2 separate regions of the Homo sapiens genome follow, and region 2 is linked to region 1. A link is a loop called in an ENCODE intact Hi-C map of the cell type or tissue named here. Cell type or tissue: PC-9. All regions are shown on one strand. Links, peaks and the distances in the headings refer to the core of each region. The heading gives the core; the rest is flanking DNA. Region 1 overlaps CDC42BPB (CDC42 binding protein kinase beta). Region 2 has its middle 10 kb from the start of CDC42BPB.

Evidence for each region. Peaks named below come from ENCODE experiments on the same cell type or tissue, not always from the same donor. Only the 100,000 strongest peaks of a DNase experiment are listed, where the experiment ranks them.
Region 2: it touches region 1 in a loop (5-fold over the local background); 10 of 110 quality-filtered maps call a loop at or near these places.

The regions. Positions count from the first base shown.
Region 1 is chr14:102,987,663-103,003,673 of GRCh38, forward strand. It overlaps CDC42BPB (CDC42 binding protein kinase beta), which reads right to left. Exons shown (of 37, transcript NM_006035.4): 5 at 11,903-12,051. Among named protein-coding and RNA genes, the nearest start is that of CDC42BPB, 62 kb to the right of the region's middle. RefSeq lists enhancers at 1-48, 10,739-11,285, 14,401-14,500. In PC-9, for the core only: no CTCF peak of the experiment used is centred there; a DNase peak (open chromatin) is centred at 6,079; H3K4me3 peaks cover 481 bases; H3K27ac peaks cover 3,236 bases.
Region 2 is chr14:103,059,533-103,075,543 of GRCh38, forward strand. No RefSeq gene overlaps it. Among named protein-coding and RNA genes, the nearest start is that of CDC42BPB, 10 kb to the left of the region's middle. RefSeq lists an enhancer at 15,282-15,873. In PC-9, for the core only: no CTCF peak of the experiment used is centred there; DNase peaks (open chromatin) are centred at 5,119, 7,859, 8,199, 12,269 and 1 weaker place; H3K4me3 peaks cover 536 bases; H3K27ac peaks cover 4,619 bases.

The sequences.
Region 1 (16,011 bases), core at 2,393-10,392:
CCAGAAACAAAAACACAAGGCAAAAGAAACTCTAGCATGTAACACTCCAAACTAAAATAAAATATCCTCAAATAAACATTCAGGAATACGAAAAAGAAAACAAAACAAAATCCCACAAACACACAAACACACACACACACACACACACACACACACACACACGGCCAGGTGCAGTGGCTCACAAACTATAATCTCAGCACTTTGGGAGGCTGAGGCAAGAGAATTGCTTGAACCTTGGGAGGCAGAGGCTGTAGTGAGCTGTGATTGCGCCACTGCACTCCAGCCTGGGCGACAGAGCAAGACCCTGTCTCAAAACACAAAAACACACGTACACACACAAACACACACGCACGCACTAGACAAAAGCATGCAGAAAAGAAGAGCTGATTTAACTCAGGGAAGAAATAGAAGAAACAGATAAAATCTTATCAGAAATGAAATTATAAGAGGACCAAACAAGAACAAATTGAAACAAAAATCTAATGAAAAATTGAAGAAAGGGAAGAAAAGATCTAGAAGAATAAAATGAGGTAAAGAAACAAGGAAACGCAGTCAGATAGGAAGCAGCCAGAGGCTAAAGTGGGAGACAGGCAAAGAAGGCCCAACAGATGCATAACTGGAGTCCCTGAAAGAAATCAAAACAAAACATGACTAACATTTGACTACAATCCAACAGAACTTTCCAGAAATTAAAAAAAAAAAAAAAAATACCTGAATCTAGAATGAGAGGGCCCATAAGATTAAAAAAAAGAAAATATCAATGTCCTCTTTTTTGAAGCCAGCCAAGTTGATATTGATGCTCATATGAAAAGAAAAGCCAGAAAAACCCTGAAGAGTGAGCTGTGATGAGGATCAGGCCCAGATGATTTCAAAACACACTACACAGCCTCCCTAATTAAAGCAGTGTGGTGCTAGTGTGTGCAGAGGCAGAGAGAAAATGGAATAGAGTAGAATGTCTAGAAACAAACCAACTACATAAAGAAATCAAGTACAGGACAAAGATAATACGAATCACTGGGGTAAAGATAGACTTAAATAAATTGGTGTTGTGACAACTGGAGAGCCATTTAAAGATAAAATTAGAACTCTTCCTTGTGCCGTATATAAGAATAAACCTGAAATGGACCCAAGATCCACATGGAACAGATGAACCTATATGAATGAAAAAGTAAAAATACTAAAAAACAAAACAAAACAACCCCCCCTTCCAAAAAAAAAAAAAAAACAAACAAACCAACACGTGGGTTTTCTTTTTCTGGGAGTAAGGATTTCTCATTCGATTATGTACAAAAATGTTTAAAAATCTGTGTGGCAAAAAACCACAATGAACCACATCAAAAAACAAATGGCAAATTGGGGAAAAATATTTGTAATATATATTACAGATAAAAGGCAAATACTTCTTTAAGAATTGGGGGAAAAAAGCCAGAAATCCATAATAAAAGGGTAAAACCAATGAAAAAACTCACATACACACACACAAAAATACAAACATGATGGTCAACATCACGAGAAAGGTGAAAAAGAAAACTACAATTGTGTACCACCTGTCACCCATCAGAGGGCAAAAATACAAAAGTCTGAAAATGCACGGTTGGCAAAGCTGCAAGGAAACAGGCACTTTCATCCACTGCTGGTGGGAATACAAATTGGTAATGTCTATGGAGGGAAACTTACAACATCAAATAAACCTACGTATGTAATTTATTTCTCTCTTGATCCAGCAACCCCACTTGTAGAGATTTACCCTGAAGGCACACAACCAAAACAAAAACCACCTTGCACAAGGGTATTTATTTCTACATTTATAATTGCAAAATATTGGAAACTATCTAAATGTCCACTCTTAGGAGACTACTTGAATAAACTATGGTAGTTACCTATGGTAGTTCGCAGTATTATGCAAACATAAAAAAGAATGAAGAGCAGGCCGGGTGCGATGGCTCACGCCTGTAATCCCAACACTTTGGGAGGCTGAGGTGGAAGGATCGCCTGAGGTTGGGAGTTTGAGACCAGCCTCACCAACATGGAGTACCCTGTCTTTATTAAAAATACAAAATTAGCTGGGAGTGGTGGCGGGCGGCTACTCAGGAGGCTGAGGCAGGAGAATCACTTGAACCCAGGAGGCAGAGGTTGCAGTGAGCCGAGATCGCACCACTGCGCGCCAGCCTGGGCAACAAAAGCGAAACTCTGTTTCAAAAAAAAAAAGAAAAAAAAAAGAATGAAGAGCTCCATGAATTGATATGGAATGATTTACAGGATACATCACTAAAGTTTTTAAAGGTATCACCTTTTGCTTAACAAAGGATAAACAAGAAAACGCCTGCATGGACGATAGCAGAAGACAGCAGACTGGCTACGGATCCTGGGTTGCCAGCGGAGGTGGGCAGGATAAAGAAGGGGCGACGCTTCTGAGTACAACTTCATGCAGTTTTGGAAGCACGCTAACGTCCTACGTACTCAAAGAATAAAACTCAATCAACAAAGGCGGAAGGGAAGTCTAAAATGGAAAACTGATTCAAACCAATGAATCCAACTGTATTTCAAATAAATAACAACACTGAAGGGGGAGATGGGGTTAAAACAAAACAAAACAAAACAAAACAAATCCAAGTGACTTATGAACACAGAACTTGAATTACTGCAGGTGAGGGGTGCAGTCCCAATGAGATGGGGGAGAACCGCAAACAAACCCGGAATGCCTGCGGGCAGGTTTGCTTCTGTGGTGTCCTGGGCAGAGCAATTCTAAAGCTTTTTTAGACACATCTCAGGACTGAGTGAGTGCACGTACTAACGGTGCTGGGAGTCACAGTTTCAGTAGGAGGAAGACAAAAGTCTGGAAAGGGAGGAAGTCAGGAAGTTAACTCATGATTCCTGAGTATGCACAGGTAGACGTGTGTGTCCATGAGTGTGTCTATACCTCTGTTACTACCTCTGTGCACTGAGGGGCCTAGAAGCAGGCAACCCCATAGTAATGCGCATGCCCAGCACCCAGAACTTGGTCTTCAAAGCCGCTCCCCACTAAAGGGCCTTGAGCTCTTCTGAGAAACAACGGAGTGGGGACAGAGAAGGTATAGGATGAGCCAGAAACTAAGGGCATCCTCAAAAAGTGAAGAGGCACAGCGCAAACACAGGAGTCGGCTAGAATGCCAAATATGGGCCAATTTCAGCACAAAAATAACTAAGATAGTGAATTAAAAACCACTGGGAGAAAGAAGGATCCATGTAGCCACACTGATCACAAACAGACCAATACACAGGGAGAAAGGGGTTGCTTCCTTAGAGGAGAAAGCCGGATGACGACTGGTCAGCATGGTGGGTCTGGAGTTTGTGAGTCAATCTGCAACCATGCAAAGACTGGTCTAGGCAAAATTCATTAATGGGTACTAAATCTCTGGAGGAAATTTTAAAGAGGAAGAGGATATTTGCATGGTCTTAAAAGTATCTCCCCACAGGGAAAAAACTATATAGCAGAAAAATCTAACAAAATCTTAACTGCGTGATGGGTTTATCACCACCAAGGGGCTGATGGATATTGTACACCTGTGGAAATGACACCCTGAGAAGGACACAATATAGCTATACACACACATTCCAAGAGGAAGGAACACATCATCTCAATCTATCAGAAGGAAACATCAGACCAAACCAAAGAAGTCTTCTACTGAAAAAGCAAGGGACACTGTATTCGCCAAACACATCAATGTTCTTCCAACATGCCAATGTCACAACAAAGGAAGGATGAGGAACTATTCTAGATTAAAAGAGATTAAAGAAGACATGACAATAAATGCAACATGTGATCCTGGACTGGATTCTGTACTGGAGGGAAGAAAATACTGTAAGAGATGCTCCTGGGTCAACTGCTAAAATCTGAGTAAAGAGGGTATGATTAAGCATGAGTAGTGTAAGTAAGAATTTTGGGGTAAATGCTCTTGGTACATGCAGCTTATTCTTAGATGGGTGAGGAAAAATCTGTACGTGTGTGTACACATGTGGAGAGGGAGGGGGATGTATATAATAGGAGCCAAAATATTAACAATACGTGAATCTGATTAAAAGTATATGGGTGCTTTTTGTACCGTTCTTGCAACCCTTGTATAAGACTGAAATTTTTTAAGTTTGAAATTATTTGAAACATTATTTAAAAAGAAAACTTTTAAAAGAATGCACATGTAATATGATTCCATATATATAGTATTTTAAAACAGGCAAAGCTGATTTATGCTTTCAGAGCCTCACTGTCTAACATGGTAGCCCCTAGCCACAGAGGGCTATTCAAACTCAAATTAATGTAAATTACATAAAATGAAGAATTTGGTTCTTTTGTTGCACCAGCCACGTTTTGAGTGCTCATGAGCCACATGTGGCTGGGGCTACCGTATTGAGCAGTGCACATCTAGAACATTCTGTCACTGTGGAAAGTTCTGCATAGCACTGTGGGGGGGATGAGGGGTGGTGACCCCTGGGGAGGGAGTGATGGGGGAGCCCCAAGGGGGCTTATCTGGGTGCTGCTGTGAGCGTGCAGTTTTGAACAATCCACTGAGTTGCACCCCTCGGTTTGGGAGCTTTACTGAATACCTGTGACATATCTCAGTAAGATTTACATAAAGAAGTCAACTGAAATGGACTTTAAAGTTACAAAAAGCCCTCCTATCCCAACTACAGATAACAGTGATTTAAAGGATGTTTTTGCTGGGACCCAGAAATAAAACAGCCACCAGTTATAAATGGCAGACACAGTACCTGCCATGCATAAATTGTCACAATTGACCCTCAGGCCAGCCAGTGTGGTGGGGTAGAGACGGTGCTCCTCTCGTTACGGAAGAGGCAGCTGAGGAGCAGTGACTGCTGCCGCCTCCCAGCCTGCGCTGACAGCACAGTGACATCACGAATGCCAGCACCTGTGCTCACGTCACACGCTGCAATAACCTAAGAATCCACTCACCGCCTCACCAACTGTTTCAGCACATCAGAATTCAAAAACAATTTTTGTCTCACATTACTTTAGCAGCTTTGACACAAAATCTTTAAGTCTGAAAGAAAAAAATCAAAAGGAAAACATCTGCTGAATATACATATATTCAAAAATATATATATTCAAAAAATATATATTAAAAATATATATATTCAAAAATATATATTAAAAATATATATTTTATTTATTTATTTATTTATTTTTGAGACAGAGTCTCACTCTGTCACCCAGGCTGGAGTGCAGTGACACAATCTCAGCTCACTGCAACCTCTTGACTCCCTGGGTTCAAGCGATTCTCATACCTCAGCCTCCCAAGTAGCCGGGATTACAGGCGTGCACTACCACGCCCAGCTAGTTTTTTGTATTTTTAGTAGAGACAGGGTTTTGCCATGTTGGCCAGGCTGGTCTTGAACTTGTGAGCTCAAGCAATCCACACACCTCGGCCTCCCAAAGTGTTGGGATTACAGGCGTGAGCCACTGCACCTGGCCCATCTGCTGAATATATTATTTTCACTAATAAAAATCCTCTTTTCTTGGAAGTGTCTACTATACATATTTAAATACATCTCAATTAAATTTGCTTCAGAGGAACAAATTCTTCTTCATACGTTATATATACTACGTTCACTTCCCAACAGACTCCACCAGTGTTGGGAAGAAAGGCAGGTATCTGCAACTCTGAAGGCTGTGTGCACAGGGCATGCCGCAGGTGGGTTCTCAATGAGCCGCTCCACATGGGATGCGAGGCTTCTGGCCAAGAGCACGTCTATTAACAGCACTTTTGGGGACATCTAACAGACTCTCCCACGTCCACCAGTTTTTCTGCATTCTTTTCTCATGAAAAAAGAGTGAAAGGCAGAAAGAGAGAGGGAGAGTTGGAAGGATGAGAGGATGGAAGGATGGAGGGAAAGAGGGAGGGAGGGAGGGGAAATGAAGACCAACACTCCTGGAAGCAGAAGCAGACCCAGCCCTTCCCCTACCCTCCCCATGACCAGGGCACTCAGAAGCGCTCACTCGACCTCACAAACTTTTCACCATGGCTTCCTGCCTCCACTCCCTTCTGTGAGTCACCCATGTAAATAAAAGATGACCAGTTTTATGACAAGGAAGACTTGAAGCAATGCATACAGGACAAATGTATGAAGAGAAGCTCAAGGAGGTTGTGTAACAAGCTCTATACCTGGCTGCCGGGAAGAAATGGATTAAAGACAAGGATAATTACACTACTTTATTTAGACTGGAACAAACTGGTTCTTCTCCCCAAAAATCTCATCATTTAGGCTTAACTTTTTTGGTTTGGGAATGGAAGGCAGGGCAATTCAGAGAAATGGAGAAATGATTATATAGGAAAATGTTTAAGGCAAATAACCATAATTTCACATACACACGAAAAATGTCCCAAGTGGCCTGAGACAGGCTAGGAAGACACAGAAGAGAGTAAGGAGGCGCCGAGACACGCCACAACAGGTGTTCTATGGACCGAGTTAGCAGGAATGCAACGACCAGAGTCCAGGCTAAACAGGACCTGGTTGCCAGGAATTCCCTATAAAACAGGGATGTTTTTCCAGGGGCCACCCCAGGACCACCAACACAGTACACTCTGAGAAGACAGGCCGAGGAGGGGTCTCCGGAAGGCCATCTTCCTTGTATACCTTCCAGGGGCCATTTGCACGCACTGGGGGTCATCTGCGCCGTATAATTCTGTATTTAAAACATGTGGTGGTGGTTGATTTTTTTTTTTTAAGTGAACTTGCTGTTTGTGTGAGGAAAGCTCTCCTGACAGAAGAGCACTGGAGGTTCAGGGCAAGGGCTGACCTATGGCTCCCAACCGCCGAGGCCTTTAGATGGGCAGATGCCCAGGCCAACTGAGAGAGCTGACGGTCCCCATGGGCCACTGTGCTGGGACTGCCTATGTCCATTCTCCTCTAATGGCACAGCGGGGAGCAGCGGCGTCTTCAGGGGAGAGTCAGGCACAGCGCTGAGAAGCAGCTCTAGGCTCCCCCAAGTGCATTTTCTCCCAGCTGCTGAGATTCTGGCTAAAATCAGTGGCATCCAGCAGGTGTGGGTGAAAGAGCCATGGTGAATTGCAGGCTTTATGTCTCCCTTCCAGCTCTTCCTCTGACACTGAAAAGGGAGGCTGCTTCTGTCCCTCACCGTACCATTTCTGAGTGATGTCAACTCCCACTTCCATCCGTTCCCCTTGTGGAACTTCCTGCTGCAAAACCAGCAGAGGTCTGATTCCCACAGCAGGTGTGCCTCAGCCTCCAGAGCACAGTCCACCACCTGGGGTGTGGCTCCAGAGCCACTCTGACCGCCAGATCTTCTCTCCGAGGTTTTCTTTTCTTTTTTTCCTTTTTGTCAGATTTCCTCTACTTCATCTTCTGCCTCTTCTACTCAACTTTCTACTTTAGCTTTTATTTTCCAAGACTTTTTGTTTTCTACATATTCTTTTTCTTAAAATTTGTACTCTGTTCTTATTTTGTTCATACACTATACTCTCTGCTCTCTCTTTAGGGATGTGATGTTCTCTCTCTCTCTCTTTTTTTTTTTTGAGACAGAGTATCGCTCTTGTTCTCCAGGCTGGAGTGCAATGGCGCGATCTCGGCTCACTGCAACCTCCACTTCACGGGTTCAAGCAGTCCTCCTGCCCCAGCCTCCCGAGCAGCTGGGAGTACAGGTGCTCATCACTAAGCCTGGCTAATTTTTTGTATTTTTAGTAGAGACAGGTTTTACCATGTTGGCCAGGCAGGTCTCAAACTCCTGACCTCAGGTGATCCACCTGCCTAGGCCTCCCAAAGTGCTGGGATTACAGGCGTGAGCCACTGTGGCCGATGTTCTCTCTCTGAAACCCTTTGTGTCATTCATGATCTCTGCCTTTCCGGATATCATCAGGGGCTGACCTCTCAGGAAGGAGCTGTACCCACCTGTGAGGGGCACCCACAGGGTCCTGGTCTGCCACTGATTTCCTCACCCGGAAGGCTTTTGGGGTCCAGCTGCGGAAACCAGGCAGCAGCTGTGAAACCTGCAGACCCCCGCCTGCGGGGTGGGATCCCCACAGCACCCGACTAACCCCAGGAAGGGGCCCAAGCGGCAGCACAGTGGCACGGGCTCCAAACCATGCTGTAACGTCAGCCACGCCGTAAAGTTGGCCACACCGTAACATCGGCCAGCGGCACCACTCTGGCGCCAATGACATTTCTTTCTGACCCTACCAAATGTTCACAATGCCCCCACCTGAGACTGGGGTAAGACAGGCCTCCTAGAAAAATCTCTGTTCTATTTTTAGATTGCATCTGGGCACTCAGTCTGAATAATGAGTTAATTTGGGGGGAAAAATAAAGTTTTAAAATTACATATTTTGATGTCTACTATGCCCGGACGTCAAACGACTGAGCAAAGCTTCTACACAGCCAATTAAGAGAATGAGGATGGCTCACGCCTGTAATCCCAGCACTTTGGGAGGCCGAGGCGGGCGGATCACGAGGTCAGGAGATCAAGACCATTCTGGCTAACACGGTGAAACCCCATCTCTACTAAAAATACAAAAAAATTAGCTGGGCGTGGTGGTGGGCACCTGTAGTCCCAGCTACTCGGGAGGCTGAGGCAGGAGAATGGCGTGAACCCGGGAGGCGGAGCTTGCAGTGAGCTGAGATGATGCCACTGCACTCCAGCCTGGGTGACAGAGCAAGACTCCGTCTCAAAAAAGAAAAGAGAGAGAGAATGAGGAGAACGCTTTCTATTTAGGGGGAGAAAAACAATTTAAAAGGTGGTCAAACTAATTTCCCTGGAGATCTGTGATAAATACAAAGACATTTATTTCTCTATTGTGAATTAAGTTCTACCAAGAAGACAGTATAAAATCTAAATGTTAAAACCTATACTAACTTATGGGCCGGGGGAGGTGGCTCATGCCTGTAATTCCAGAACTTTGGGAGGCCGAGGTGGGTGGATCACCTGAGGTCAGGAGTTCTAGACCAGCCTGACCAACATGGAGAAACCCCATCTCTACTAAAAACACAAAATTAGTTGGGTGTGATGGTGCATGCCTGTAATCCTAGCTACTCGGGAGGCTGAGGCAAGAGAATTGCTTGAACCTGGGAGGTGGAGATTATAGTGAGCTGAGACCGCTCCATTGTACTCCAGCCTAGGCAACAAGAGTGAGACTCCATCTCAAAAAAAAAAAAAAACAACCTATACTAATTTATAAAAGCAAGCATAACTATGTTAAGAAATGTATTTTTTAAAAAGAAAGAAAGAGAAAGCAATGTCCACAACCTCATCACACTAAATGAGTGTCTGTTCTATCGGGACAGCTCCCTGTGTGCTGGGAGGTGCGAGCCATCAGCAATGAGGCTAAGGAAAGGCGCCCACCTCTCTAGCCTCAACTTCCTCCTCTAGCAACGAAGCAGCACTCCAGCAAGACGGAAGAGCTATAACTCAGCAGCGCCCTTGCTCCCCACACAGGAGGGGCTGTGTCTGCTTGGGAAAGCCTCCTGATCACCACGGAGGGGGCCCGAGCACAGGCCTACAGCTCAGAACACAAAGCCATGGAGACCACAATGGCCTCACACCTCTCGAGAGCAGCCTCAAGGTGGAAGACACAGACACATGTGATGCCTGCGAAGTCCCAAGGGGAAAGTGGTTTCCAACTAAAATCTCCACACTGGATAAAGCACCAGTCACAGACACACATGGAATAAAGGCACTGATTTCAAAAAACTCTCTCATATACCCCCCTTCCAGCCACCACTGGAGGACACGCGCTACCAAGCCAAACTAAAAAGCCAAGAAAAAGAAAAATGAACGGCTCGGAAAAGCTGGGAGCCAGTCCCAGAAAGGGAGAGGGGATCTCTGCACTTGAAAAGCCATCTCAGAATGAGTGCAGCACAGGACAAATGAGGAACCAACGTGGAAGAGAGGAGGGGAACGATGGAAGGGACAGCGCCAAGGAAAACCAGATCGAGACTACCCGATGCATGTCCGGTACGGAGCTTCATAACGTGGCCACAATATCTGGGGACAAATTAGTGACAGCTACAAAGAAAAGCTAATAAAAAGCAAGGCAATTATCAACTCCAGAGAAAGCAGAAGTTTATGTAAGTGTAGTTCTCAACTACAAGGCTGCTGTCATAGTTACGCAGTCACAGTATTATCAACACCAAATGCTGACTGAACCATAGCTGAAAGGATGGATTTTAACCATTCTAATCAGGATGACGTGGAGCCGGGCGCGGTGGCTCACGCCTGTAATCCCAGCACTTTGGGAGGCCGAGATGGGCGGATCACTTGAGGTCAAGAGTTCAAGACCAGCCTGGCCAACATGGCGAAATCCCATCTCTACTAAAAATACAAAAAAATTAGCTGGGCGTAATGGCTACTCAGGAGCCTGAGGCAGGAGAATCTCTTGAACCCAGGAGGCAGAGGCTATAGTGAGTGAAATCACGCCACTGCACTCCAGCCTGGGTGGCAGAGCGAGACTCCATCCTAAAAAATATATCAAAATAAAAATGAAAAGGATGATGTGGGAGAAAGGAAGACAGTTTGGAAGTATATGTGAGAGAGATGGGTGACAGAGAGAAAGAGGTAATTATGTAAAAGAGTTAAAATTTCAATTTCATAGATGTGATCTAAAGCCAAAAAAGAAAAGAAAGAAATTAGCAATATAAACCTGTGACTTAAGACACATGAAGGCAGATGCTGGAAAAATAATTTTACAAATTTACAATAGTTACCTGACCAAGTGTAATCAGCGGGGCCAGGGCTGGGCTTGGTTTTGGTTGGAGGCTCTATAGAACTGTTTGACTTTTTAAACCTATTACCATAAAATTATCTTGTAATAAAAATACAAGTAAAACTAGTTTTTAAAAACAACGAAAACCAAAACAAACCACAGGACTGAATCTTTGAGTCTCAGGACAAGAGGGATGTGAAGATGTGGACTCAGTGGCTGAGTCACTGGGGAGCTGCCCTCCCAGCCGAGAAGGCAGAGGGGGCCCCTGAGAGCAGGAGACGGAGCTGCTTTAGGCCTCTGCCCCACACGCTCTCTCAGCTCAACTCCTGCAAGTCGCAGTGATGGAAGCCTCTTCCTCAAGCCCTATTTCCTTTGTGAGTGTCCTGGGGCCCTTCAGGGGTCAGCACGGCACAGAGAAGACCAGAGTTGAGAAAGAATGTGGGGACAGAGGGCCCCAGGCCCCACACGAGACATTTCAGGGTGGTAAGGACAGAGGACCCTGAGCCCCACGTGAGCCCCAGGGAGCACAGGCATTTTAGGGAGGGGGTCTTGGGCGGTAGAGACAGAGGACCCCGGGGCCCACGTGAGCCCCAGGGAGCACAGGCATTTTAGGGAGGGGGTCTTGGGCGGTAGAGACAGAGGACCCCGGGGCCCACGTGAGCCCCAGGGAGCACAAGCATTTTAGGGAGGGGGTCTTGGGCGGTAGAGACAGAGGACCCCGGGGCCCACGTGAGCCCCAGGGAGCACAGGCATTTTAGGGAGGGGGTCTTGGGCGGTAGAGACAGAGGACCCCGGGGCCCACGTGAGCCCCAGGGAGCACAAGCATTTTAGGGAGGGGGTCTTGGGCGGTAGAGACAGAGGACCCCGGGGCCCACGTGAGCCCCAGGGAGCACAGGCATTTTAGGGAGGGGGTCTCAGACGGGGAGAAGTTGAGTCAATGTCAAATAAATATCAAAAGACACAGTGGCTTCGGCTGACAGCAGACCATGACAACTGCAACAATGAGAGCTGGGATCCACCGGCTGCTGGGGCTGGAAGACGGTGATGTGGGCAAATCAGTCTGTGCTGCGGCAGCTCAAAGTGGGGACTCGCTACCTACATGGCTTCTTGGGACGGCCTGGACTTGGGAGCTCTGAAAGGAGTCTTTTAACAATTAAACGTGGTTTCCATAAAATATATCAGAAGCCGGTTACCTGTGCACGTAATGAAGCTGATGGATGGAGTCAATGGCCAGCACCATTTCACCAATGTAGAACCTCGCCATATCTTCCGGAAGCTTGTCTTCAAATTTGCTGAGCAGGGTCAGTAAATCACCACCCACATAGTAATCCATGACTAAGTACTACAAATTGGAAAGAGAAGGGGAGAGAATACCACATTTAGTCACCACTAAACCTGACAGTTACAGGCCAGTCTTCCATGGCGAGGTTCTCAGGCTCCAGGTCTGGCTCGTGGCATCTCAGCTGCTCTTCTGTCACCCAAGACCCTCCTTCTGGAACATGCGCCCCGATGCGTCCACGACGCCGCCATCTTCAGGGGTGCATATGGCAGAGAGTGGACTTCAGTAAGTGATGTATTTAATCAATGGGAGGAATGATGAAAGGGCTTGAGGTTGGAGAGGGCACTCTAAAAGCTAGTGACCCAAAGCAGAAGCACAGTTAATAGCCCATCAATCCTATGGGTTTAAAAATAATTCTCCAGGCCCTCATGTTATGTGAGGACGACACCAGACCAGAGAAGGGAGGCAAAGTAGTTAACATCACACATGGTATCAGCAGTTCTTATTGGAAAGATTATATCATAAAAGAGCCGAAAGATAATTACTTATAGGTTCACTCCAACAGAAACCTCAGAAAAGCTCCTACTTAAGTAGAAATTGGAGTAATGGGAGAAAAAACATCTGCTAACAGGGCTGAGCCCGTCACTTCCCCGCGAGTTCCCTCGCCACCGGGCCAGCCGTGTGCTGGGAGTGGGCGACCCCGAGGTGAGCCTGCGTAGAGCTCTGCCTGAGGACAGCCTGTCTCTTGCAGCACTCAGAAAGCTCAGACCACAAAGCCCACAGTCTGTGGAGGCCCCAGTGGGGAGATCTCACAGGTCAGAGAGGCCCAGGACAGGCAAGACCATCACAGCCAGAGTCAGGGTGGCAGCCAACACCTCCATCTCTGGGGCCGCTGTGCCTCAGTGAATGCTGGGGAAGCACGTGGCCTGAACCTCACAGGAGCCGCCTTCCTTGGTGCAAATTTCCTGTGAAGAGATGGATGCTGTGGTCTGGACAGCTAGCTTTTAACTAACCCGCACAGGGAGTAAACGCCCTGTTTATCAGCCGGGGCAGGGACCCTGTAATATTTATGGAGAACCTAATCATATCAGCTGCTGTCACCATGAAGGCCCACGCTCGGGCCCAGGCTGTGAGACACAGGCCAGTGCTGTCCTGTTCACGCTCCCACCTGCCCTTGCCTCTGGCACCAAGACCCCATCGACACGGGAGGCTTGGGGATGGGCCCGGGGTCTCCCAGCAAGCAAGGACAGAGCAAAGACCTGGGCCCAACAGTCAGACTCCACGCCCATCACATTCAACCAGACTGCAGTGTCTCCAAAGGAAGGGAAGCACCACACCGGTGGGCTTGTCTGAGGAAGGGAGCGGCCCAGCTAATCAGAGGAAACGACAGAAGCCTTCATTTTAGGTCCCTGCTCTCAACAGAATCTTTACCAGCAAACTCTCATCCCTTCCAAGCCTCTCCACAGCTGTCCCACCCTGTGGAGTCTTCCTCAAGCCTCCCTGCCACCGCCAAGGGCAGCCCCAGCCTCCCCGCCCTGGCTCAGGCACTGCCCGTCCTTCCCCGCCGAGTTTTTCAATTTGTTCATTCGCTCGTGCACCCTCACTGTGGCCCCGCCAGCCCCTCTGGCAACAGGGGTGCTGGCATGCACGAGACAGCGAGGTCCCTGGCTCAGCAGAGCTCACACTGGGGGCGGGAGAGACCGTGGCCAGCATGGAGAGCAGGCAGTGGTGAGCGCCAGCTGACCGCAGGCCGCCTGGTGAGGTGCCCAGGCCAGAGGTTGCCAAGCAGAGGCCTGAGGGGAGCCGCGGTCGTGCTCCAGATGAAGGGGTGCGTGCAAAGCGGCTAGGAGGAAAGTGGCAGCGGCACCCTGGAGCCTGCCAAAAGGGGAGGGCCGGCCACAGTGGGGGCTGCAGCCCCACACTCAGAGCAGTGAGTGGGTGATGTTCCCCAGCTACGTTCAGAAGCCCAGGCACCGAGGTGCCACTGCGTGTGGAGGGCGATGCAGAGGGGGCGGTGGATGCACACTGCAGGCATTCCAGAGGGAGCGGCCCCGGCAGCTGACGGACACACACGGGGCCAGGGGAGATGCGGTGAACGAACGGCCAGGCCCTCGGGCCCCTAAGGAAGGCCGTGGGGTCGAGTCAAGCCCTTACTAGCTGAGCCCCAGCCGCGTCCACGTCTGCCGAGAACTCTAAGAGGAGGAGCTTCCTACAGCAGCACTGGGTCTGATCAACGGTCTCCTGGAGCATGGTCTCTGAGGAAAGCTAACGCGGGAGCTCGTGAGGCAGACGGCGGAGGCCCACTCCAGAATGAGAATCAGACCTAGTCTGTCCTGTCACAGAACGCGGGGTGCTGAGTTAAGCCAGTAAGTTTTAGTTAGCAGTCAAACAGGTTTAATTTTGATAAAACTCTGTGAGATAGCTCCAATAGAAACTGTAGCAGAACCCGCTCTGTGGGTGGTCAGAGGAACCCACGTTTCCATATCGCTATGAGAGGCACCTGACACCAGCCTGCACTCGGGCCAGCCTCACAACCATAGGAAGAGGAACTGGCCTAACCCTCAACGCCCCCGCTCAAGGTGGCAGGTGTGCACCGCAGAAGCCGGCCCCGCAGTCACGGGCCAGAAAGCTTCCAAGGCCTCGCCTTCGTTTTCTCATCCTTAATTTTCATGGTACGTCTACCTGGGCAACTCCAAAATCTCAAGAACATGGAATCTTCACAGGGGCTCCTAACTGACGTGTGTTAACTTAGAATAAACCTGGCAACACCTAACATTTCAGATGGCAGCACGCTATGCTAATTTAAAAAAATATTAGAAACAAAACAAGCATCATCATCTTCCTTTGTACAGATCCCAGTTGCCTGTACTCCCTGGAAACTTCACTCAGTTCTTATCGAAAGTGGAAATGAACTGGAGACAGTCCACCGGGGTCCTGGGAGCAGGGACACTGAGCAGGAAGCGGGGGGGTTTATGTGGAGGTGGCCCCAGAGCAGGGGATCCGGAACCTGCTCGCCAGGCTGGGGCTGGGTCTTGGTCACAGGTGCTGTCATCCATGTGGTCACTTTGGGCAAGTGACTTCGCCTCCCTCTGCCCCAGACACCCCCTTATGAAACAGTGGAATCACTGGGTCGTTGGGAAGACGGACGGGGACCCCTGTGGGCCTGAAACATCCTAAGTGCTCAACAAACACCAGCTGCCCCCTCTGCTGGGCAAACACATATATATAAAGTCTACATAAGTACACATTTTTCCCTAATCCTGGGTGTTCAAATCTCAGGGCTTTCTCTGATGCTTCAAGGGCTCCTTTAGGGTGAATGGAAGGATCCCACACTACTCCATCTGCTGTGAACCAATGGAGCGCACAACCCAGGAGCTTCAGGTGGACACGCACGTTGGCTGCCAAGGAAAAGGAAGCCTCGGGTCCCTGCTCTGAGGCTTGGTGACCACAGCGACCACGCCCCTCTCGCCACCACTGCAGAAACAGTGCCATTGGGAATGAGTTGGGCTGAGACCTCCTTCTCTGAGGTCTGCCCGCGTCACGTCCACCCAGAGCTCCAGCAGTGGACACTTTCAGGTTCAGGCAAACCTAGAGTCACTCTAGGAATAAAAAGTCCTGAACAAGGCGGTCTGCGGGTCACTCAGCGGCCAAGACCAAGGGCTGGTTTCCCCTTCACCGCCAAGTCAGCTGCCTTAGAGTGCCGTGGAGGCGAACACGCTTGACAATGCACATGCATGTGCGTCACGAGGCTGGTCCATCTGTCCTGAAAGCAAGCCCTGTTTAAATCGGAAAAATACACAGGCAGCGTGGAGACTAAGAGTCACCTAAAACCTGTCGAAAGGGCCTGGGGCACCCCCCCCACCGCGGGAAGACAGGAGGACTGCAGGCCCACGAGAGGCACTCCCGGACTCAGCCCTAGCTGAGATGGAGGCAAAAACATCCACGTGGCTTAATCCCCACTGCGGTTCCTTATTCTCAATAATCCAAGATTGAAAGTGTTTCAAACTCCCAGCTGATTTAAAT
Region 2 (16,011 bases), core at 4,442-12,441, 74 kb after region 1:
CTGTGCCTGGTGCCATCTCCTTCCCCAAACCTCCCTCGGCTCGCTCAGCCCACTTCCACCCATCTAGAACCACCACCGGGAAGGGAGAAAGGGAGAAGTGGGGAAGGGCTCCAATCCCATCTGGATTGGCAGAGGGTAAAGCTGACCCTGTCTCTCCTGGGAACATTCATGGGCTCCTCGGTGGTTCCCTGCTGCTTTGTCTCCTGAAGTCCCCTTAACTCAAGCAGATGTGCCACTGGGTGGATGCTTACCTGGTGGCTGTGGAGGGGAGGGGCCCTCTGCCCTTCCTGAGGGACTTTTGGACAGGACCTAAATGGATCCATGGGTCTTGTGCTTGCTCATCCACCCAGCTCACATCTGTCCTCAGGAAACACTGGCACACTCCTCGCCCCAACATTAGTGAACAGGTGGGTCCCAGCACAGCAGCATAGCTCTGCCTCTGAAACAGCACATGAGCCCTTCCTGCCACTGTGCCCTCCAAATTGAGTGCCAAATATTGAGCTCTCTGAGAAATCCCTTGGAAGCCACCCTCACAGGCTTAAAGTGAAGGAAGGAGTGCCTGTCCTCTGTGTCCCCTGGCAGGATCACCTGACCAAACTTTCTCTTCCACTCTCATCTTTTATTCCTGAGTGTGGGACAGATTCCCAAACATTTCTCTTGACAATCTGCCCATGGCGATCTGACATAGCATTTGAGAATTCCACATCTGCTCTCTCTTCTTGCCTCCTGGAAATTTCCATTTACTGTTCTTATACATTTACAAATGTACAACAAAGGTCATCGTGCCTTTGGTGGACAGTCCTTGTATTCGTCTGCCCTCGCTTTCTCTCTCTCCTGAGCCCCATGCCCTGTGAGTCTGTGCTCCAGCTCCACTCTGATCATAGGATTCTAGAGGGGCTGGCACCAGGGTGGACATGTGACCCAAGACCCTAGCAGCACTTCATCCCCCTTCAGTCATGTGACTGAAGCCAGGCCAATCAGAGAACTTATTTGTTTATGTATTCATTTATCTATTTATTTTTTAGAGACATGGTCTTGCTCCGTCATACAGGCTGAAGTGACTTGGCACAATCATAGCTCACTGCAGCCTTGAACTGCCAGGCTCAAGTAATCCTCCCATCTCAGCCTCCACAGTAGTGGGGACTACAGGTGTATGCCACCACATCTGGCTAATTTAAAAAAATTTTTTTAGAGAAGGAGTCTTGCTATGTCGCCCCGGTTGGTCTTGAACTCCTGGTCTCAAACAATCTTGCTCCCTCAGCAGATAACTTATTTAGAATGTTTTATACTGGCTGGGTGTGGTGGCTCACACATGTAATCCCAGCATTTTGGGAGGCCAAGGCGGGCAGATCATTTGAGGTCAGGAGTTCGAGACCAGCCTGACCAAAATGGTGAAACCTTGTCTCTACTAAAAATACCAAAAATAAAAATAAAAAATTAGCTGGGTGTGGTTGTGCACACCTGTAATCTCAGCTACTTTAGAGAATGAGGCAGGAAAACTACTTGAACCCAGGAGGCAGAGGTTGCAGTGAGTCAAGATGGCGCCACTGCACTCCAGCCTGGGTGACAGAGCGAGACTCCATCTCAAAAAGAAAAAGAAAAAGAAAAAGAAGGCCGGGCGCAGTGGCTCACGCCTGTAATCCCAGCATTTTGGGAGACCGAGCTGGGTGGATCACTTGAGGTCAGGAGTTTAAGACCAGCCTGGCCAACATGGTGAAACCCCGTCTCTACTAAAAATATAAAAATTAGCGGGGCATGGTGGCGCATGCCTGTAATCCCAGCTACTTGGGAGGCTGAGGCAGGATAATCACTTGAACCCGGAAAGCGGAGGGTGCAGTGAGCAGAGATTGCACCAGTGCACTCCAGCCTGGACAACAGAACAAGACTCCATCTCAAAGATAGTAATAATGATAAATAAAATAAAAAATAAAAAGAATGTTTCATACTAAAACTGGGAGAGAGAATTTCTTGTCCTTTCCTTTAGACCAGGGGCGGGTAAACTTTTTCTGTAAAAGGCCAGAGAGTAAATGTTTCAGGTTTTATGAACCCTACAGTCTCTGCATCTACCATTATAGCAAGAAAGCAGCCATAGACAATGTAGAAACAAATGAGCATGACTGTGTGCCGGTAAAACTTTATTTACAAAACAAGCAGCAGGCTAAATTTGGCCTGCAGACCCGTAGCTTGCTGCTCCTTGCTTTACAACACAAGCTATGATGGTGAGACTTCAGCTCAACAGCCACAACACCTGTTAGAGAAAGAAAGAGAAAAATGAGAGAGAGATCTGGTTACATGAAACAATAAATTTTCCTTTTCTCTTGGCCAGGTGTAGTGGCTCATGCCTGTTAATCTCAGCATTTTGGGAGGCCAAGGCGGGCAGATTGCTTGAGCTCAGGAGTTCAAGACCAGCCCAGGCAACGTGGCAAAACCCCGTCTCTACAAAAAATGCAAAAATTGGCCAGGTGTGGTGGCGTGTGCCTATGGTCCCAGCTACTTGGGAGGCTGAGGTGGAAGCATCACTTGAGCCCAGGAGGCAGAGGTTGTAGTGAGCCAAGATCACACCACTGCATTCCAGCCTGGGTGACAGAGCAAGCAAGACTCTGCCTCAAAAAGAAAAAGCAAATTAATTTCTGCTTCTAGCCTAGATGGTGTGATCAGGACCAGATTTACTCTCTTACCTGAAACAATGAAAATAAAAGAGAAAGAAAATGGACAAAACACTTAAAACAAGGATTTTCATGACACTAGAAATCAGGCATCAAAGGACAGTAATCAGCCAGGTGTGGTGGTATGCACCTGTAGCTCCAGCTACTCTGGAAGCTGAGATGGGAGGATGGCTTCAGTCCAGGGGTTCAAGGCTGCAGTGAGTCATGCTTGCACTACTGCACTCCAGCCTGGGCGACAGAGCAAGACTCTGTCTCAAAAAATGCATAATTTTGAAAAAGGACAGTGATCCCTATCCCCGAGACACAGGAAAGAGGTGGCTCTGTGACTGCCCTGCCAGGAAGGGTAAAGAGGTGGCTCTATGACTGCCCTGCCAGGGAGGATAAAGAGGTGGCTCTATGACTGCCCTGCCAGGGAGGGTAAAGAGGTGGCTCTATGACTGCCCTGCCAGGGAGGGTAAAGAGGTGGCTCTATGACTGCCCTGCCAGGGAGGGTAAAGAGGTGGCTCTATGACTGCCCTGCCAGGGAGGGTAAAGAGGTGGCTCTATGACTGCCCTGCCAGGGAGGGTAAAGAGGTGGCTCTATGACTGCCCTGCCAGGGAGGGTAAAGAGGTGGCTCTATGACTGCCCTGCCAGGGAGGGTAAAGAGGTGGCTCTATGACTGCCCTGCCAGGGAGGGGCAACTGAGGTGGAGCTCAGTGGACTCCCTGAGGCGAGGAGACAGAGCAGAAACTGAAGAGACCAAGGCAGCTAGACCTCTCAGGACAGAGTACCATAAATGAGTGAGCTGCACAGAGAAAGCCCTGGAGATGGGTAGAGAGTCTCCTCAGGCATCCAGCAGCACACTGGCCAGTGCTCACGCGGATGGAAGCTACCGCAGGCTGGATTAGGGGAAATAGTGCCAAAAAAGATTGGAGGAAATGGTGCCTGATGCTCACACAGACTGAGAGTAGTGTTGTTTTCCACTGGCCAGACTGGAAAAACTAATAATTCACAGGCATTGGGTAGAATTCTCAAGAAAGTTGTACCTTGGTAATAGGATTCTACCACTAGGAAGTCATGCACTTGCCTTTCCCCCAGCATCCCAGAAAAAGCTCTAGACTGAGCACTGCTCCGGCTCTGCCTAACGAATTACAAATATGAGACACAAAAGTATTAAACAGTTTCCAAGTAATTTCATCCCAGAACAAAGCTCAAGAAAATGTATAGGAATACAAAATATTTAGCACCCAAAAAGGTAAAATCACAATGTCTGGTATCCAGTCAGAGATTACCAGACATTCAAAACACAACCTATGATGAGGATGCCGTCAATTAATCAAAACCAACCCAGAACTTACACAGATGTTAGCATTATCAGAAAAAGATATTAAATGTTATTATAACTGTATTTCATGTGTTTGAAAAAGCTAATAGAATTATGAAAATCATTTTTTAAAACTGTAATAGAATTTCTAAAGATAAGAAAACTATTTCTGGGATTTAAGATATACTGTATGGGATTCATGGCAGATTAGACATTACTTAACAAAAGGTTAGTGAATTTGAAGAAATAGCAATAGAACTTATCCAGAATAAGACAGTGAGAGAAAACAAAAACAAAAACATGAACAGAGCATCAGTGAACTGTGGGACTATTTCAAGTGGCCTGATACATGGATAATTGGGATCCTGAAGGAGAAGAGCAAGAAAGAGGAGGAACAGAAAAAATATTTGAAGAAATTACTGAAAAATTTCCAAACACAATGAAAATTACAATCTCACAAATTCAAGAAGTTCAGTTAATCCTGAGAACAGGAAATATGAAAAACAACAACAACAACAACAAAGCACCGAAGCACATCATCATCAAATTGCTCAAAACCAGTGATAAAGAAACAAAATAGGCCAGGCATGGTGGCTCATGCCTGTAATCCCAGCACTTTGGGAGGCCAAGGCAGGCGGATCACCTGAGGTCGGGAGTTCGAGACCAGCTTGACCATCATGGAGAAACCCTGTCTCTATAAAAAATACAAAATTAGCCAGGCGTGGTAGGCACATACCTGCAATCCCAGCTACTCTGGAGGCTGACACAGGAGAATCACTTGAACCCGGGATGTGGAGGTTGCGGTGAGCCAAGATTGCACCATTACAGTCCAGCCTGGGCAACAAGAGCAAAACTCCATCTCAAAAAAAAAGAAACAAAACAAAACAAAACAAAAAACCAAACACATCCAGAGAAATAAGACACATTACATACAGGGAAACAGAGGTAAGAGTGACACCAAATTTCTTATTGGGAACCACTAAGTGAGAAGACATTGAACCACATCTTTATTTATTTATTTATTATTTTATTTATTTATTTTTTTGAGATGGAGTCTCACTCTGTCGCAAAACACACACGTACACACACACACACACACACACACACACACCTAGCAGCATTCCATTGTAAGATGAGAGTAGGCCCAAACATTTCTGGGAGGAACAAGTAAACTTCCTGAGTAGGTGCCTTAGACTCTAATAGTATTTGCTCCTACTGTTTTGCAACATTTCTTTTCTTTTTCTTTTCTTTTTTTTTTTTTTTGAGACACTGTCTCACTCTGTCATCCAGGCTGTAGTGCAAAGACACAATCTCGGCTCACTGAGACCTCCGCCTCCTAGGTTCAAGGATTCTCCTGCCTCAGCCTCCCAAGTACTGGGATTACAGGCGTGTGCCACCACACCTGGCTAATTTTTGTATTTTTAGTAGAGATGGGATTTCACCATGTTGGCCAGGGTGGTCTCGAGTCAACCTCAGGTGATGCGCCCACCTCGGCCTCCCAAGCATGAACCACTGTGCCCAGACATTTTGCAACATTTCTTTTTCTTTTTCTTTTCTTTTCTTTTTTTTCTTTTGAGATAGAGTCTTGCTCTATCGCCCAGGCTGGAGTGCAGTGGCGTGCTCTTGGCTCATTACAACCTCTGCCTCCCAGTTTCAAGCAATTCTCACTTCTCAGCCTCTCGAGCAGCTGGAATTACAGGCATGCACCGCCACGCCCAGCTAACTTTTGTATTTTTAGTAGAGACAGGGTTTCACCATGTTGGTCAGGTTGGTCTCGAACTCCTGGCATCAAGTGATCCGCCCACCTTAGCCTCCCAAAATGCTGGGATTGCAGGTGTGAATCATTGCGCCCGGCCCTGCGACATTTCTTAACCTGCAACTACACCCTAATGGAAAATACTTTGTTGTGATCAGTCAACAGAAAATGAAAAAGTGGGTCTGGCCCACAAATTTTTCTGCCTGGAGTGCTAGCTCCCGTCAGAGGTAGACAACTAGTGCTTTACAGACAAAGGAGAGGCCCAGAAAGCCAGCATTGAAGAAAAATCCTTGCAGAAGGCAAAACTTGTACATTGATTCACAGGCTATAGCTAATGGGTTGGCTGGACAATTAGACACTTGAATAAAATTCTCCAGGTGGCCTAGGGGACAGGCAAGGGGATGGACTTCTCAGAATGGGCACAGAGTACCCATGGGAATGAATGCTTATTCATTCATGGGCACTTACTGGGGAGGAGGCTCTCAGTACCCAGGTGGACAAGACAGCCTCTTCTGAGGACATCCATTGGCCTCCTCCCTCCCCTTCCCAATGCTGCTCAAACAGCCCGTGGGCAGCTGACTGAGGCAGCAGAGATGAAGGCTATGTAGGGACTCAGAAGCATGACCTTTCCTCACGAGGCTGATTTGGTATCCATTTGGCTGAGTGATTTGGTATCCATATGGCTGAGTGCCCAACCCTCACAGCAGGGACCCACCCTAAGCTCCTAATGTGGTGCCATTCCCACAAGGTGCAGTTGCCCGGTGGCCAGCTTGATGACATTGGACCCCTTCTGTCATGGAAAGGGCAGTGATTTATCCTCACGTGTTTTATGTAAGGACTTGTTTTTCCAGCCACATCACTTCTCTCAGCACTACCATTTGTGGACTCGGACAACGCTTTATTTATCCCTCATCATGGCAACACAAACACCATCACTTTGGACTGAGGGACTCATTTCGTGTTGAAGGAAGTGTGGCGGAGAGCTCATGGCCATGAAATTCCCTGAATTTACCATGCTCCCCATTACCCAGAAGCAGCTGGTTTGGGAGAATGGAGGAATCATCTGCAGAAGACTCCGTTAAGGTGCCGGATGAGAGCCAATAGCCTATGAGGTTAAGCTGCCATCCTACAGGGTGTGGTGCATGCCTCAACCCAGCAAATGGTATGCGGTGCCATCCCCCGACACCTCAAATGCATGGGTCCAGGAACTGAGCAGTGGAGGCAGGAGGGGCCCTTCCCATTATTACACCAAATAACATACTGGAGGAATTTTGCCTTCCTTCCTGTGTGTGACCTTGGGCCAGTGTCCAGGAAAATGTTTCCATCAGGAAACACAGTCATGGTTTCGATGGATTACGGTGGAACTGCCCCTCCCCCAACTGGCAATTTCCGGTTCCTTGTGCCGCTGAACCAACAGGCAGAGAAGGGATCACTGTGCTGGCTGGGATGACAATCCCCATCCTCAGAGGGAGTTTGCATTGAATTGATTCTCACACCGAGGGAAGGCACGACTTAACCACAGTCATGCACCACGTAATGATGTTTTGGTCAGAGACTACCGCATCCATGACAGTAGTCCCATAAGATTATAATATTTTACGTATATATTTTTTTCTTTTTTTTTTTGAGACAGAGTCTCGCTCTGTTGCCCAGGCTGGAGTGCAGAGGCGTGATCTCGGCTCACTGCAAGCTCCGCCTCCTGGGTTCACACCATTCTCCTGCCTCAGCCTCTCGATTAGCTGGAATTACAGGCATGCACCACCACGCCCAGCCAACTTTTGTATTTTTAGTAGACACAGGGTTTCACCATGTTGGTCAGGTTGGTCTCGAACTCTTGGCCTCAAGTGATCCACCCACCTCAGCCTCCCAAAGTGCTGGGATTACAGGTGTAAGCCACCGCGCCCAGCCAATATTATATTTTTACTGGACCTCTTCTATGTTTAGAGACATAAATTCTTGCCATTGGGATATAGTTGCCTACAGTGTTCAGTACAGAAACGTGCTGCACAGGTTTGTAGCCTAAGAGCAAGAGCCTGTACCATGTAGCCTGGGTGTGTCCATCTAAGTTTGTGTAAGTTCACTCTCTGATGTTCACACAACAACACTGCCTAATGACACATTTCTCAGAATGCATACCTGCCACTAAGTGACGCATGACTAATTTTTTTTTTTTTTTTTTGATACAGGTCTTGCTCTGCCGCCCAGGCTGGAGTACAGTGGCACAATCTTGGCTCACTGCATCCCTGACCTTCCGCACTCAAGTGATCCTCCCACCTTGGCACCAACACCCCACCCCCTGCCCCTTCTCACGTAGCTGGGACTACTGGTATACACCACCATACTTGGCTTTTTTTTTTTTTTTTTTGCATTTTTTTGCAGAGTTAGAGTTTCATCATTTTGCCCAGGCTGGTCCCAAACTCCCAGGCTCAAGTGATCTGCCTGCCTTGGTCTCCCAAAGTGCTGGGATTACAGGCATGAGCCACCACACCCAGCTGTGACTGTACTTCTTGCTCAATGTTTTTTATTATCAGGAAAAGGGAAGGGAGCTCATTAAAGACAAGTCATAAAGGAATCAGATTCTGAAGGAACAAAAGTTTGGGTTATCTCACTAAGGCTGTAAAAAAACAAAAAGGGCTGGCCAGGCGCGGTGGCCAGCACTTTGGGAGGCCGAGGCAGGCAGATCACTTGAGCCCAGGAGCTAGAGACCAGCCTGAACAACCTAGTGAGACCCCCCTCTCAAAAAAATACAAAAGCTAGCCAGGTGCACTGGCTCATGCCTATAATCCCAGCACTTTGGGAGGCCGAGGCAGGCAGATCATGAGGTCAGGAGTTCAAGAACAGCCTGGCCAACATAGTGAAACCCCATCTCTACTAAAAATACAAAAATTAGCCAGGCGTGGTGATGAGTGTCTGTAGTCCCAGCTACTCGGGAGGCTGAGGCAGGAGAATCGCTTGAACCCGGGAAGGCTGAGGTGGGAGGATCACCTGAGCCTGGGAGGTGGAGGCTGCAGTGAGCCGTGATTACACCACTGCACTGCAGCCTGGGCGACAGAGTAAGACCCTGTCTCAAAAGAGAGAGAAAAAAAGTGTTGCTGCGGAGCCAGCCGAGGGGAGGGGCCATAGGATGGCGGCTGAGGAGCGCTGCCTAGGCAGCATGGCTGGGGGGCATCCGTCAGCGGGCTGCTTCCCTCCTGCCCATTCCCACCCCCTCCCACCTTAGTGAAGAGGCTGGCAGTGCCGGGCTCTCAGCCTTCAGGTTGGTGCACACACAGTCGAGGGTGATGGGACGTCATTTGCCCTGGGTGCTGAAGACACAGGGCAAGGGTGGAGACCAAAGGTCAGCAGGGTGGATAGCTGCTGGATAGCTGCCTCTGCCCCTCCAGACCCACTCTCCATCCTGCTCTGTACCCCAGGTGGGCTGCGCCCACAGGCCACCTGGCCCCCTGACTGCTGGGTTTGGCCAATGGGGCCTCTGGCATGTGGCTGGGAGCTGGGGGAGAGGGAGGGAATACTCGTTCCCCACGTTCCCCAGGAGCTGCGCCTTGGCCACATCTTTCTTCTGAAGTCTGGGGTCCCTCTCCTCGGAGCTCCTCTCTCCAGGATCCGGCCACTCCTCCCTCTTGCCGTCCTCAGAGGACCCAAAGGTGGAAACAGCTCCCACCCCTGCCTGACTTGCTGGCACCCTGCCCACACCTCGGTAAGGTGGCCTCTCTCATCCTCTCCTCCATCCCCTGCGTCAGTGTGACCCCTTCTGGGACTGCCTAAGACGCGACATGCACAGTGACACTCATAGCGGTGCTCCTCGTTTTAAAAACGAAAGCTTAGGCCAGGCACGGTGGCTCACGCCTGTAATCCCAGCAATTCAGGAGGCTGAGGCAGGCAGATCACGAGGTCAGGAGTTCGAGACCAGCCTGGCCAATATAGTGAAACCCCATCTCTACTAAAAAATATGTAAAAATTAGCCAGGCATGGTGGCATGCTCCTGCAGTCCTAGCTATGCGGGAGGCTGAGACAGAAGAATCGCTTGAACTCGGGAGGCGGAGGTTGCAGTGAGCTGAGATGGAGCCACACTCCAGCCTGGGCGACAGGGCGAGACTCCTTCTCAAAAAAAAATAAAGGCCGGGCGAGGTGGCTCACGCTTGTAATCCCAGCACTTTGGGAGGCTGAGGCGGGCGGATCATGAGGTCAGGAGATCAAGACCATCCTGGCTAACACGGTGAAACCCCGTCTCTACTAAAAATACAAAAAAATTAGCCGGGTGTGGTGGCGGGCACCTGTAGTCCCAGCTACTTGGGAGGCTGAGGCAGGAGAATGGCATGAACCCAGGAAGGTGGAGGATGCAGTGAGCTGAGATTGCGCCACTGCACTCCAGCCTGGGCGACAGAGCAAGACTCCATCTCAGAAAAATAAAAATAAAAATAAAATAAATAAATTAAAATTAAAATATATTAAAATAAAATAAAAATAAAAACAAAAAGCTAAGTGTCCATTGATAGATAAACAGGTAAAGAAATTACGGTGCATCTATCACATGGAACCCATGTAGCACTAGAGACGTAAGGCAGGGTCACTTGTTCCAGCAACCCAGAGTGGCTGCCACCCACGGCGTGCACGGTTCTGGGTGCTGAGGACTCCAGGGTGTCCCTTCTGGTCTAGGGGCGACAGGCTGTACACCAGGACACAGGGGAGTAAAAGAGAGAATCTGGGAGAGGGATGAGGGTTGCGAGGACAGCGGATGGGGCAACTGGTGTGTGAGGGGTGCCTGCCTTACAGATGGGGGACGCCAGGAAGCCTCTATCCAGCGGCGACCTTTTAGGGAGATGCAAACAGCCAGGAGGAGTCAGCCCTGTGCGGCCTTCCAGGCACAGCAAAGCTCAGGACACAGATGGGAGCAGAAGGTGGCTGCCCTGGGATGCTGGGGAGGTGCGCAGGGCCAGTCCCGCAGGCCTGGACGAGCACGGCTGGGCCTCACAGGTGGGAGTCTCTGCAGCTCCCCCTTCCCTGCCCGGCATGGAGGAGTCCCCAGGCCTGCGGCCATGTGACCCTGCCATTGGTTCCTAGGGTTTCCTGCTGCCTGACTCTGCGGCACTTCTGAAGGGTGTCTCTCCTCCTCATTCTCAACATCCATGCTGACCACATTGAAGGTCAAGGGCGTGGGCCAATACCCTGCCAGGGCCAGGTACAAAGAGAGTGCCCACAGAAATGTCTGTGAGATGGAAGGAGGCAGAGAGCCAGTGATGAGGGAGGCAGGAGGGGATGCAAGGGGCCATAAGTGCTGCGGGAGGTGGGGGGCCATCTGGAAGGTGGCTGGGTGCATCAGGTGGTGGGGTAGGGGGGGCGACAGCCTCTCTCCTCCTCTTTGTTCTGCTCTGCAGTGGTGGTGGTGGGCCAGGGAGTCAGGGGAGCCATTATCTTGGAGGCCCAAGTAGCCAGGGACAAATGCATAGTCTCAGAGAGCCAGGAGGCCGGTCCTGGAGACCCCACCAGGGCCCAGGAGAGGGGAGCCAGGCTGGAGACAGCCTCGGAGCAAAGCTGGACTGTGGGCCAGTGGCCCTGCATGCAGGCTTAAAACTTTCCTGTCAACCAGGGTCCCAGTAGGAAAGAGCTGGCACCCTCAAATTAGGGTAAGTCTAGGTGGGTCTATTTGGAAAGAGCCCAATGAGGGGGACCACCAGGGCTGGTGCAGGAAGGAGCTGGCAGCAGCACGGCTGTCACCACCCATGTACCACGTCTTCCAATGTCCCCAGGGCCACTGCCACCTCTCTCCTGGCTGTGTGTCTGGGAGGCCACCTGTGTGGGCGCCATCGGCCTGGGTCGTCTGGTTTGCACTTGGTGTCAGCTCCTGCAAGTCCTGATGGAGGCCGGGAGGGAGGGAGGAGACAGTAGAGGGTGTCGGTCTCCTGGCTCCTTCCCTGCTGCATGGCGCCGGGCAGTGACCCCGGCCAGAAGTCACTGTCCTGTCCAGACAGCCAAGAGTCAGCGACGCTGTCTGCTCTGTGTTCCAGTCTCTGCGGCCTTCACTTCTTCCTTCCAGCCGAGGGTGGGGCCAGCCTGTTCTCTCCCAGCCCCAGGGCTGGCGGCGCTGCCCGGCCTACGCTGTCCTTTCTGAGCCTGCTGCCTGTTGCTTCTAGGCACCCTGGTCTAGCCCTGGCCACAAGCCCTGCCCTCATGATCCCCTCGCAAATGTCCTTCAGGGCAACGCCCCACTGCAGCCAGGAATGTTCCCTGCATTGAAGAGCAGTGAAGCCAGCAGGGCCCACCTGAGACGCCCTGTGGGTCGGGGAGAGGGCTCACCCACTGACTCTGTGACCTCCGTGACCTCCAGTGCCTCCCCTGAAAGGGGAGGAGGAGCTGGAGGTCACAAAGTCTCCCGAAAGGGGAAGAGGAGCCTCTATTGTCATCCTCGTGAGGCTTCACGGAGGTTGCGGGTGCAGCCCGCAGTCACACTGGGGACAGAACGTACAGACAGCCTTCTGTGGTGCTAACAGGCAGCAGCCGATGACATGACGCAAGGTGAGAGGCTGGAGGCACTGACCAGCGCCGCCTGCGCAACCCGTCTGAGTGCCACTGCGCTCCCCTCCCCAGCGGCCTCGCCCAGCTTCCCTGGGCCGCCCGAGGCATCTTTCCCGAGGCTGGCGAAGCAGGCTTCTCTCCTGCCCAGAAGCCTGCCTGGGTCCTCACTGCCTTGGGGATAAAGCGGGGCTCCTGGGCCTCCATCCAGGCCCTTTGGAGCCTCTGATCTAGGATTTCCCTTCCCAGAGCCCACAGCACGACCTGAGGGAATTACTCACGCCCGGGTGGGGCGGGTGTGGAGGCTGGGCCAGGAACTCAAGGAGGGGCAGATGGAGAGGGCCGTTAGGAGGTACTAAGGATTCAGTCATGGCTGCAAACACTGCACATCAAGCCTGTCCAACCTGCCGCGGCCGAACGGGGCTCAGGATGACTTTGGATACAGCCCAACACAAATTCGTAAACTTCCTTTAAAAAAGGCCGGGCACAGTGGCTCACGCCTGTAATCCCAGCACTTTGGGAGGCTGAGGTGGGCAGATCACCTGAGGTCAGGAGTTTGAGACCATCCTGGCCAACATGGTGAAACCCCGTCTCTACTAAAAATTCAAAAATTAGCTGGGCGTGGTGGCACACACCTGTAGTTCCCAGCTACTCGGGAGGCTGAGGCAGGAGAATTGCTGGAACTTGAGAGGCGGAGGTTGCAGTGAGCCGAGGTCACACCTTTGCACTCCAGCCTGGCAACAGAGCGAGACTCTGTCTCAAAAACAAACAAACAAGCAAACAAACAAACAAACAAGAGCACTCATCTCAACAGCCTCTGTGTGCCCAGCGCTTCCCTCTCACCTGCTCAAATAGCTGCACGTGGCCTTGCTCCCCTCCTCACTGTGCAGATAAGGAAACTGAGGCTCAGAGTGGGCGAGAGACTCGCTCAGGGGCACACGGTGAACTGAGGGAGGTGCCTGGACTTCATCTAAGCTGGCGTGGTTGGCAGAGGCCGGGCATCGCCCCTGAGCATGGAGATGTCCACAGAGGCTTCAAGGCTGGCATATCCTGTCTGGGGTGCGGACTGAGGAGGCCCACTCTCTGGGAGAGGCGGTCTGAGGACACTCCTGTCCCTCTGGCCACCTTGTGCTTCTCAGAGAGTCGTCTCCAGATAGGACTGGCGGCAGCAGCGCCTGGAAACTTGTTTGAAATGCACCCCAGACCCACTCACCCAGAGTCACTGGGGCTGGGCCAGAGGGCTGTAGGCGATTCTGCTGCACACTCCAGGTTGACAGCCCCCGCTGTGGGCTCTAGAGTGACACCTGCGGTGCAGTTTCCCTCGAGGGCCTCTGCTGTTGGCCAGGACAGGCACTCACCTACCTCCTATTCCCAGCACCACCCTCCATCTCTGGTCAGGGCGAAGCAAGAGTGGAGGGAGGGAGGTTTGGGGACGTTCAGGGTGATATCAAGTCTGGACAGCTGCCATGGCCAGTCCACCACCTCCCTTGTCTGAGCCAGGGGCAGATCATACACTCATCAGCAGATTATTACTCATCTGTTAATGGGTAACACCTCGGCCCCACCATGCAAGGCTGAGAGGCCAGCGTGAGATTCTGCACTGAGCGGGGGTAGGGGTACTCCACACCCCAGGTCTCCATCAGTCACCACCATCGTGGGTCTGGCTCCTATCCCTCCCCAGCATTCAGAGGATAATCTCCCTACATGGCCTTGGACACCCAGCTCACTGGGTCGGGTAGCCTGAGGCCGGGATGCCAGGCCTTTGCACAGAGACTGTCTCAGAGGCCACCCCTCCCACCAGCGCTTTGGACCTTTCTCCACCTTTACACCCCACCCAGCCAACCCAGGCTGCACACCCCTCGGGCGCAGTGTTGGCACTGAGTCTGGTGACCGCTCGCTGGGAGGAAATGTTGGCCTGCATGACTGAGTGACCTGACTGCTGGGAGGCCGGGGCTGGGGGAGACGGGATGCCGGGGAAATGGGTGCCCAGGCCAGGACAGAGTGCGCACAAGCAGCCTAGCCTCAGGCATCCGTTCTCCCTGACTGCTCTGGGGCACAGAGGCAGGGCAGGGCCCAGGATGTCAGGCCCCACCCTGCAGCCATGATGCGGGACTGAGGCTAGCCGGGCCTTGAATCCTACCCCAAACCCCCGCAGGTGGGGCCAGGGCCATGAAGGGCTGGACCCCTATCTCCCTGGCGGCCACAGTCACATCTTTGCCCCTAGGGCTCAGGGGATTCCCTTGGAGGCTTTTAGAGCTCAGCAAGAATCAGTTCAACCTGTGGCTGCTGGGGTGTGGGCGGGTTCTGCATGATTTGCGGGCCCAGCACCCATCATGCCTGTCCGCAGGGCTCAGCGCCCCTGGTGCAGGAGGAGAGGGAGGGCAACAGGGCTCCCCTGTGGGCCGCTGGCCTTGGGGGTTCCTCCCTTGGCTCTGGGCTTCTCCAGCTGTGGTTCCAGGGCAAGCCTCTTTCCCTCCCAGTCTCAGTATGTGTTCCTGTACCGCCCCAGTGCTGTCCTGGGACTGGAGGTCTCCAGGCCCCAGCTGGGGTGTGGCCAGTGTCAATGTAGCTGCAGTGACGGGGTGTCTCCCCACCCCGGCACCTTCCTGCCTCCGGGGCCCCGCAGCCCAGTGCACAGTGTCATGGTGCACTCCAGGACGGAGCTCTCCCCTCACAAGCTCTGTGACCCCAGGCAGGCTCTTCAGCCTCTCGGTCCCTGGTTTCCTCCCTGTAAATGGGATACTACGCCATCTTTATAGGGCTTCCATGATTCAGTGAAGCCATCTGGTTTCAGGCCAATTGCCTGGAGAGTGCCTGCTCACAGGACATGCGGTGTGAGCTGAGCTAGGATTATGGCGTAGCTCTCCAGCACACTTGTGCACTATACACACACATACCATTTCCGTCTTACCCACCACCGTACTAAGGAGGACTTTTTAAGAAGGGGCACACACTTTAGAGTTAATGTTTGTTACACAAAGGTGGCCCACGACAATTAGTGCTCATTTAGCACGTGCCTGGCAGCAGGACCTTGCCCACCTCTGTGAACAGGAGCTGCCCCTTAGTGAGGTGAGACTGTGCTGGCCACACGGCAGGACCTGGCCATCCCCAGAGCTTCCCAGCTGGAGGCTGCCAGCTGCTGCCCTCAGCAGTGAGGAGTCCTCAGAGGCTCTGGAAGTTACAACCCTGACCCTCCGCCTGAGACCTGAGCCCTGCCAGGCCTGTCTGTGTGCACAGCACCAGGGTTAAAGTGGGGCCAAGTAGGGCAGGCGACAAGCAAGGTCCCCTGCGGTGGGCGGGCTGAGGGTGGGGCAGGCTGAACTCTGCCAGCCCAGGGCGGGCCGGATGACCTCAGCTCCGGGTGACACCGGTGGGCGTCGGGTGTGGCCTCAGACAGCTCCCTTCCTCCCCGGCTGGTTGCCAGGTCAACACCGGGTGGGACTAGCCTCTGGTGTCGGCAGTAGCCCCATGCTCCCGGCCTTTGGGTTCTTGCATGCGCCGTCCCCATCACCTGGCTGCCCCTCTCACTTCCGTCTCCACCTGTCCCGGGTCACCTGTCCTTCAAGCCAGAAATTAAGGACAGCACCCCCTCCCAGACCGCCTGGCTGCAGTCCCGGGATGGGCGCTCCTAGTCGCCTAGATCGGGCCCCCGCTGAGCCCGATCCCCCTCCCCGCTCCGCGCCGGAGCCGAGCTCCCTGCGCCGGACCAGCAAGCGCCCGGGCCTCGACTTCCCCTTCCGTGCAATGGGAAGCAAGCCTCGCTTTCCTATGAGCA